Regions from separate parts of the Homo sapiens genome. Here region 1 is linked to region 2. The links are chromatin loops, found by intact Hi-C in ENCODE. Cell type or tissue: GM12878. All regions are shown on one strand. Region 1 overlaps SLC7A1 (solute carrier family 7 member 1). Region 2 has its middle 110 kb from the start of SLC7A1.

Evidence for each region. A loop is a pair of places that touch in the nucleus more often than their neighbours do. Peaks named below come from ENCODE experiments on the same cell type or tissue, not always from the same donor. Only the 100,000 strongest peaks of a DNase experiment are listed, where the experiment ranks them.
Region 1: it touches region 2 in a loop (8-fold over the local background); 1 of 110 quality-filtered maps calls a loop at or near these places.

Annotation. Positions count from the first base shown.
Region 1 is chr13:29,541,331-29,546,330 of GRCh38, reverse strand. All of the region lies in intron 2 of SLC7A1 (solute carrier family 7 member 1), which reads left to right. Among named protein-coding and RNA genes, the nearest start is that of SLC7A1, 52 kb to the left of the region's middle. In GM12878, a CTCF peak has its summit at 2,953 (motif pointing left); a DNase peak (open chromatin) is centred at 2,920; H3K27ac peaks cover 226 bases.
Region 2 is chr13:29,704,983-29,709,982 of GRCh38, reverse strand. No RefSeq gene overlaps it. Among named protein-coding and RNA genes, the nearest start is that of SLC7A1, 110 kb to the right of the region's middle. In GM12878, a CTCF peak has its summit at 1,887 (motif pointing right); a DNase peak (open chromatin) is centred at 1,832; H3K27me3 peaks cover 186 bases.

The sequences.
Region 1 (5,000 bases), 160 kb after region 2:
AAATTTGTTTAAAGAACAAGTTTCTTCTGAGATGTGAGAGCCAGTTCCATAGCCATTTCCAAGGCCCGAATGCAGTGCCGGCAGGGAACTTAAAGCCTGTTTCGTGGAAGCTCCCACTGTGTAGGGCCAGCTCCCTGGTTGGTTCTGGCTCACTGACGCTGCACTTGCGAGGCAGTGGAGAGTCTCCCTGCGGACCTGCCCACAGGTTGTGCAGACTGATGTTTTCTTTCCATGCTGCCCAAGTGTGATGAAAAGGCACGTGTCAGAGGAGCCCTGGCTCCAATAGGATAGGATAGGATAGGATACCTGTTTTTGTTGTAACACATTTCTGCACACAGGGCGTGGGCGTCTCTCCTGATGAAGCACCGCCCTCCCGAGTGATGATGGAAACACATCGAAAGACATCAACTCTCCACTCATCCTGCTGGCTTCAGGAGGAAACACTTTTCGGGTGTTCTCTGGTTTTTGTGAAGATGTCCTTGATAGCTTTTCCACTGGCTTCTCGTTTTTTATGTCATCTTTGATTTGAGTAAACAGAATTGGAAGACTTGAGCTGAGTGGAGTAGGTGGTACTTACAGTGACTGTGGCAAAGTTTCGATGAAGGGAAACCCTGGTGACGGGAACCTTAAGCTGATGGGGATTGTCTGCCCTCTGCTTCTGTGAGGCAGAGACAGGTGACCAACAGGTTGTAATTGGGATTTAAAAGAAAAATATTATTATGAGGAATTAATAGCTACTCATGGGGTGATGCTGATGGTTCTTTGCATTTGAAGAGCAGCGAGTTCTGTTTTCTGGGCGTTTCCTAGTACATTGTCTCATGTGAGCCTCACAGCACCTTGCAGTGGCAGGACTGTCCATCCCCATTTTACACACGTAGAAACAGAGACCTTGACGTTGTGCCTTGTTGAACACAATGAATTTGGGCCTATGGAAACCTGGACAGGAAGAGTGGTAGGGACCTGAGCTGGTCCCCACAGTGGCATGGGGGCGATAGTCTGATTGGGGTGAAGGGGGTGGGCAGAGGGTGCAGCCTGTGACAGAGGTTACCTGTGAGGAGACGGGCTTGGAGAGGGCTTCCTAGACAAGACTGTTGCTTTAGATTTTAATCTGTAACTAGCATCTTTTTATATTTATATTCATTTAGAGAAACAAATTTATTCGTTGGTGAATGAAACCATTCAGTATTCAGCTAATAAGATCTCTTTTGATAGAAAGACCCTCACAAGTTGTTGATGGTCATGGTGATGATTACCTGAGACAAAAGTGGGTGCCCTATTAGCTTCCTGAATTTCAGGTCATTGGTGATTACTGACTGCTGCGTGTGCTGTGGTCCTGTCAATACTATTTGGTGCCTGCTAGGTGCCAGGGGCATAGAAGGATGATCAGGATGCAGCCCTTGCCCTGGGGGAGCATCTTGAGGGGGCCGAGTTGAGTCAGTGGGAAGAGCTTGCCCCCCCCCCCCGATGAGGCAGGTGCGATGTCACCTGTGCCCCCTACGACAGGGCACAGTGCCATCTGTGCCCTCTTCTGTATTTTACACCCTCTCCCCACTGCCCTCGCCGCCATGCCATTCCCCAGAATTTGTTGATCTAATTCAGAGAGCAGTTCAAGGCTTTGGAGGCAGTGAGACTTGAACCCCAACTGCACCTTTCATTGGTCAAATGCCCTTGGGGACGTTCCTTGGGAGAATGTTATAGAAGTTATTTGATTTGTGCTGGGGCCAGGCATTATTACTTAAAAAAATCTCCCCAGATGATTCTAATGTGCAACCAGCATTGAGAATTACTGAGTTGTAATCAAGCCTGCGTCTCCTTGTCTCTAGAATGCAAAGTATTGCCTACCTGATAAGGGGGCGAAAAGATGAAGTAAAATGTAAAGGACTTTCATTTGGCTGGTGCTCCAGGATGTTAGGTGTTTTTAGTTATTACTATTGTTTTCTCATTGAAAGCGTGACATGTCATTCTAGACTACACAGCAAATGATGGAAAAGAAGAAAATAACAACAAAAACATGCGTATAATCTCAGTTAATATTTTAGGATTTTACACCCACATACGTACTCATTGGTATTATATTATGTTCTTTTGGACTTGATGTTTTCTCATGACATTAAAAGTTGAAAACGGTTTACTGACTGCAAACCATTTCAGCAACAGATTCACGCTGTAAAGATCGCACTGGGTTCCTTCCTGAGACAGCATTGTCTACTTTCGGCCTGTGGGTTATTTGTTTATTTGTTTGGGCCTCTTCGTGGTGTGAGTGGGTGGGATCCCGGCGCTCCCATGTTGCTTTAACCTGGCTGAGGCCCGATGCTGTGGTCTTTGCCATGCCTGCACTGGGGCCTCTGTTGGCAGTTGTTCTTGGCTGGGCAACTTCCCCACTGTGCCTGGAAGCTGTTCTGCAGTTGGTGGCTGCTCAGCCCAAGGAATGGCACCTGTGGTAGAGCCTCATGTCCTCTCCTCCCCGCATGTCCCCGCCTCTCCCCCACTCTGTCCTCCTGCAGAACCTCTGATCCTTGCCTCCTCTCCACCCCCTCCCTCCTCCTGTAGAACCTCTGATCCCTGCCTCCTCCCCACCCCTCTTCCTCCTCCTGCGGAACCTGTGATCCCTGCCTCCTCCCCACCCCTCTCCCTCCTCCTGCGGAACCTCTGATCCCTGCCTCCTCCCCACCCTTCTCCCTCCTCCTGGGGAACCTCTGATCCCTGCCTCCTTCCGCACCCCTCTCCATGTAATGTTGCTTTTGCTGTAAGACTTAGAGTGGTGGGCTGTAAACTTTGTCTATGGGACCTCAGAGGTCCCTGGGAACTTCTGCCATCAGCCCTGTTGAGTCAGTAGGCAGAAGCGTGTGGCGGGGAGGCAGGGCTCTCAGGCTTTCTGATTGTGAAGTCAGGGAGGCCTGAAGGACTGAAACCCCTGGTTGAGTCATCACCCTGGCCCTTGGGCCCCCTTGTGCCAGACTTGAGCAGTCACATTGCCTGCAGCTTGTGGATTTTAGAAGAGTGTAAAGTGTCTTTGTAACCAAGGCCTCCAGCTCGATATATGGAAGTGCCCAAATGGCTCTGTGCCTCTGTACTTCTTGATGGAAGGCCACCTTTTTTCCCCCATGAAAGTAGTGGCCTTTTGAGACAGACCTTTTCTTTGTCCCACACTCTCCTTTGGGACCCTAGTGCTCCAGGAGTGTATGTTCATAGCCTCGCACCCCCCGCAACCCCACCACTCTGTGCTTTCCAAGAATAAGGACTGGGGGTTTGCCCATTTCTCTTAAACCCCAGTTGTCACAGTGCTTTGCACATAACAGGCATGGGATCAGTCACTTTGGGTGGAATTTAGTTATATCCTTAGCGTGTCACTAGCTGCCTGGAGTCAGCCAGATGTAGACCCCAGGGCCTTTAAAAGAGTCCAAGCTCAGAAGTCATATTTCATTGTAGGCAGAGCCGCTGCCCAGTGAGACTGGGGCCTTGCACTGTGCCGTTGTTTCTTTCTCTGCCGCTCACTGCACAAGTGGACGATTGGTTTTTTTTTTAAGCTGCATAATTTTGAACCACCCTTCCCATCCTCATACTTTTGAGTATGAGGATTCTTTGATTTACTCTCTCCAATTCAATTTTCTTATGGTCGTGGAGCTCATTTAGTCTTTTTTTTTTTTTTGAAACAGGGTCTCCCTCTGTCTGGAGTGCTGGAGTGCGGTGTGTGATCACGGTTCACTGCAGTCTTGATTTCCTGGGCTCAAGCCATCCTCCTGGCTCAGCCTCCTGAGTAGCTGGGACCACAGATGCATACCACAGTGCCCAGCTAATTTTAAATTTTTTGTAGAGATGATGTCTTGCCATGTGGCCCAGGCTGGTTTCGAATGAGCCCACGTAGTCTTTTTTTTTGAGACAGATTTCGCTGTTGTCACCCAGGCTGGAGTGCAATGGCGTGATCTCGGCTCACTGTAACCTCTGCCTTCCAGGTTCAAGCAATTCTCCTGCCTCAGCCTCCCGGGTAGCTGGGATTACAGGCGCCTGCCACCACGCCCAGCTAATTTTTGTATTTTTAGTAGAGATGGTGTTTCACCATGTTGGCCAGGCTGGTCTCCAACTCTTGACCTCAGGTGATCCACCCACCTCGGCCTCCCAAAGTGCTGGGATTACAGGTGTGAGCCACCGCGCCTGGCCGAGTTCATGTAGTCTTTAGTGACGCTTTGCACAGTGAAAGGTATTCTCTGCCTGTACTCCCCGTAGGTGAACATGCCTTCTGCAATGCAGAATGACTTTGGAAAGATTGTATGTGTTTTTTTTTATGATAAAAATAAAATAGAATTTTTAAAGAGAATTTTGAAAAGTATTATGATAGTGAATAGTAAAATTACTGCTACTAATATTTTGATATACTTTTTATCTGGCATTTAAAGAATACATATGTACTTTGTTTATCCAAAAATATATACTTTTGTAGTATTTTTCTGTGAACCTGTCATGAACATTTCTTCATTGTCCATACATAGTCTAGAAAGACATTCTTAATGGCTACATTATTTTGTCATATTTTATTACAAGTTATTCATAATTTTTCCTACTCTTGGACGGGAAGGGTTTTTCTCATTTTTTCCACTTCTCTTAGTGACATCATGTTAACATCCAGAATGATGTTAAACTGTATTCAACATTAGTGAGCATGTTACTCATGATTTTCCCAGTTATGCTAGTCTCTATTTGTCAGTCTTCTATACATTGTACGTGAATTGAATGTTTATGAATAGGGGTTTTCCCTTTGCTATGTACTAAACTTGTTAAGATCAATCCTCCTATCTGCTCCCTGCCCCTCACGCCCAAATTGGCAGTGGCTTCTGACGACAGGAGAAAGACTGTGGTCTACCATTGTACCAGACTCAGTTCACCTGGGATTAATGAGTCCCTGTTAGGTCAGTTATGACCTGTCCTCTGATGGTCTTAGGCACTGACCACGGTTAATTTCCTTTTCTGTTCTGAGTCTCTTTCTGCCTGTTAAGGGACCTCCA
Region 2 (5,000 bases):
GTGTCAAAAACAGCCTGGGAGAGAGCATCGCAGTGAGAGGTGACATTGAGCCAGGTGCATTAAGAGCACAACAATAAATAATCACGTTGCCCTTTTCAGAGCTGCGACGCATGACCCGTCCAATTAAGCCTCCTGCAGTCTCCTTCTGATGGCCCATAGTTCACAACATCCTTCCCACATTTGTTATAACAGCTTTGTTTTCTGTATCCGCTTTCTTTCACAGTTTGCACCCCATGCAGTCAAATTTCGTGCTTCCAAAATGAAAAATAAAACGGCTAGTTCTCGTCTCTTTGGGGGAAATTAGTCTTATTTCTCCCATAAATCATAAGCATGCTTCAGCCGTAAACAGAGCATTAGCAACTCTGGAAGTACATTAACTTTCGGGTATTGGCAAGACCTGAGGTTACTGAGAGTGATTTATTTGTTGATTTTGACTTAGGGAGGGGAAGGCAGGTAGCTGCAGAGTGGGTGGGAGGTGTGGATTATTAACCATTTCAGTAGAAGGAAGTAAGTTCTCATCCGGGCAGCCCCGGTTTATGCTGGTTGTCACAGCATAAGTATTAAGAGCATCCCTTTCCCTCTAAAAGTGTCCCAGCTTGGATGATAAATTATATGGTCACTCTGATTAAAGTGCAGTGAAAATAAGGAGCAAAATCTTGTTTTGTGAATGAAGCCAGACACAAAAGGCCACATGTTGTGTGATCTCATTTATATGAAATGTCCAGAATAAGCAAATCCATAGAGGCAGAAAGTGGATTAGTGGTTGCCAGGGGCTGGGGGTTCCTGGGGGAAATGGGAAATGATTGCTAATGGGTATGAGATTTCTTTTTGGGGTGAGAGAAATGTTCTAAAATTGATTGTGGTGATGGCTGCATGACTCTGTGAATATCCTAAAAACCATTGAATTGTACATGTTAAATGGGCACATGGGATGGCACATAGATTATAGGTCAACAAAGCTGTTCTATTAAAACAAAAGTTAAAAAAAAAGTTAAACTACATAAATCCCACAAAGGGAAAACAAACAAACAAACAAAAAGCTTGCATTCTGTCTTTCTGCTCATGAGCACTCTACCCTCTCAGGGCTGGTCCCTCTGAAACAGCTGATTCATTTGAAGGATGTGGTGGCACATGCGGGGATCTGCAGGGCCAGCCTCTTGCATACAACTGTATTTTTATGACCTTGTTGGAGCAAGAAAGGGAGCGTGAGTTTCCCACAGTCATTGCTGAACATCAAGGTGTGTGCGTTGGCCTTTAAATGGCAGGGGAGCTGGCCGGGGGACCAGCAGGAACATCAGGTACATAAAGAGCCCAGCAATGACGGCTTGGCTGGAAGGAAGAAGACGGAGGATTCTGATAGGGACTCACCCTTGCCCAGTCATGTCCAATGCCACTGAGTTCCCATTTAGGGAGAAGAAGAGAGGAGTTATAGGATGTGTGTGAAGGTAGGCGTGGGGGGGAGCAGGAGTTTCAGCCTCCCCAGAGGAATTGAGCCCATGATTCCGCAGGTAGCACAGGGGTGGGGCCAGATCTGCCCTCTGAGGTCAGGAACTCTAGGGAACACAGGACAGCCACTGAGGGGCCTCTTGATGCTTAGACCTCTCAGCCTAGTGCTTTGAAAGGGATTATGGGACCTAGAATGAGCCCTGTTCCTGATCCATCTCCCAGCATTGGGATCCTCCTTCAAAAGAAGGGAGTTGAAACGTGTGAGGAAACTAAACATTAACCCTGCACATTTGTATATCCTCACCCCCTAGAACAGAGTCTGGCGCTCAGGAGTATGTGGTTGGACAGATGCACAACACACAGGGTTCAGATGAGCTGATAAGGTTCCCTGGGGTAGCCTGTGTCCCAACCCAAGGCCCAGGGCATTTGGTCTGGGTCACCAACAGAGGGTGCTAGACACCTTCAGAACAAGGCTGGGTCTGGGGCCGGGGCCTCTCTGGAGGTGATGGAGTTCTCTCCTCATTGCAGACAGAGGTGGAGCCGGGGCAGGACTTGAGCCCCAGTATCCACACATTCAGCGAAGGGAGGAGACAAACCTGTTCCCTGCTTGGGCATTTCCCCAGCATCACAAAAGGAAAACCAACCCCTTGAGTGGATAGAGGATAGGATCTGTGTTGGGTTTGCTCACTGGTCTATCCCCAAGGGCCTGCACACAGTGCCTGGACAGAGAGGGCATGTGAGAGTAGGAGGGAATGTGGGAAAACCAGACAGGAGCGGGGCCACAGTGTTCTGAGGCTTTATCTCTGGCCTTTGCCTAGTGAGTCTTGGAAACAAGAGTTACACATGAACTCCTGTACACCACACAGTGGAGTCTGTGCCTGGCCTGGTCTTTCAGCCGGATAGAGCTAGGTACGGACAAGGCCCAAGCAGGTCTCACTAGCTTGGCAGAGAGGACAATTTCCAGGAACTTGCACCTCTTCACACCACCCCATTCCCCAAACCAAGTCCACAAAAACAGAGGAGACAAAGCAAAGAAGGAACAGAGCAAAAATGAGATCAAAACCCTCCTACAGAGGGCCAGCACTTTAGGCCACCATGTCTTCAGGTGAGAGTGTCCATTTGATGTTTTGAGAGTCAGAGATGGGGCTGCTGGGGCCACAGGTGAATCCAGGAATGGAAGAAATGGAACTGAATGCATCTTCTGTTGAGCTGCTCGTCATATAGTTTTCTGTGTTTCACATACTTGTCTATTTTTCCCTTTATTGCAAGGAAATACTCGTTGTGTGCAAGGAAATCAGCAGGAAAAGAGGGCAGTTAGGAGTCAATGGGAGAGCCAGACAAACAAGGGAATGCTGTTCTTCAGAAGACGAAGCCTGGCAACTACCACCCAGGGCTGGCGGTGAAACACTAACACATCCGCAGGCATCCCCTCTGTGGGAAGCAGTCTTGCCACGTGCAAGGTTGCTCAAGGACAAATGTTGTAAGGACAAATCAAAAGAGCTTATGATGTTGTCCAGTGCGAGTCGCTCACAGTAGCACATTCTGCTGAGAGGGTCGGGTGTTATAACAGTGAATTGATGAGGAGGAGTTGAAAAGTTTCTTTTTCCTGTGGGTTTAGAGTTCCCGCATAAGCTTGAACAGTTGAAAGTGCTTGTGAATTCCTTATTTTTTGTTTTAAATTCTCCTGAGACATGTTCCATAGGATCTTAGGATTTTAGAATGGAAAGGAAAAAACAATGAGACTTTCAAAGTCTCTTCCTTATATTTACAGCTGGAGAAAGCCAAACACTGTGGTGGCTAGTGTCTGACCCACACCTCAATACACACACCACACACACATACTCACTTATCCACTCACACAGAGAAAAAAGAGTAGTAAGGATGAATCTTCCTGATATTAAATACCAACCAAAGGCCATTGCTTTGCATCTTGTTTATGGCTCTGCAGCTCATGTTAGGGGCCCAGCTCTCCCAGTGGCTGTCGAGTTCCCTGAGCACCACCAGCCCTCTTGCCAGAGAGTGTGAGTCTTGGCCATGTGGTGCCTCCCTTGCTTCTCAAGGACTTGGAAAATGTTCTTAGAGTGAAACTAGAAAAATTTACCCATAAAGGATTAGCCATCTGTGAGAAATAACTAAGAAGAATTATTGGTAAACATGTCACCAAAGACATTGGAAACATCCAAAACTCAAGCTGACTCAAGGAGGAAATGCAGCCTCTGGTGATAATAGAGTATGAGGGGTCCTAGCCATGCCCTGTTTGGAGAAGGGCAGTGAGAATCCACAGGATGGCTTGCTCTGTAGGCCAAAGGCATGGAGAAAAGGGTGGAAGTCAGGGAAGCCAGGCTCACCTCCCCTTCTCCCCACACACAGGGAGCTGGGGTGCTGGTTAAACCTCCAGAAGCCACCCAGCAAGTCTGTCCCCAGAGTCAGGAGGGAGATTCCCTCCCAGCACCTGGGCCAGGAGAACATTCTGAATGTCGACCAACACCAGCATCTGATTTTCTGCCCTGGAACTGTCTACAGAGGCAGAATGCCCTGAGCAGGTGGTGGCCTCCCCTTCTCAGTGCATTTCTCACTGTAAGTGCATAACTTGTTACTCTGGGGTGGGGGAAGTATAAATAGTAAAACAGGCCCAAGACAAGAGCAGTGCTCTCTTTATTAGTTTTCTGGGGCTACTGTAACAAATGACCACAAATTGAGTGACTTAAAACAACAGAAATTCATTCTCTCACAGTTCTGGAAGTCAACAGTTGGGAATCAAGGTATCAGAAAGGTCACACTTCCTCTGAAGGTTCTAGGGAATAATCCCTGTTTGCCTCTTTCAGCTCCTGGTGGCTCCAGGCTTATTGGCTTGTGGCTGCATCACTCCAGTCTCTGCTTCCTTCTTCAGGCAGCCTTCTCCCCTGTGCATCAAATCTCTCCCAACTTTCTCTTAATAAGGATACCTGTCATTGGACTTAGGGCCCACCCTAAATCCAGGATGATTTCATCTCAAGATCCTTAACTTAATGACATCTGTAAAGACACTTTTTCTAAATAAGGTCACAGTCACAGGTTAGAACTTGGCCATATCTTTTTGGGGGCCATGATTCAACCCACTACACTGACCCACATCAGTGTCCCAGGCCTGCCATGCTAGGTCAGCCTCTGGGGGATGCACATTTTCACAGGGATAGCCAACCCATGGAACTGTGCGGGGCAAACTGCCTTCATCAAGGTTGCCCCTTGTTGTAGCATCGTGCTCTTATTTTAAGCTAATTTTGCTGACCACTTCAGCTCTGTCATTGCATGCGAAAATGCACCCGTGAAGTTGTCCCTAGCTGGTCCCCACTGCCTGCAAACCAAATGCTCAGCCTTGAGGAGCACGTCACATGACAGACAGAGTCAACTTTCAGAAAACGTCTGGGAAATTTCCCCTTCTGCAGTCAAGAAGCATCTAGAGAACTTTGGGTATTCCTGGATATGGAGTAAAAAAAGAGGCTTGGCTAAACTCATTTATTAAAAAATGCAATATCCTCATGTTTTTTTCCCAAGGGGAACATACAAAGGGCTTG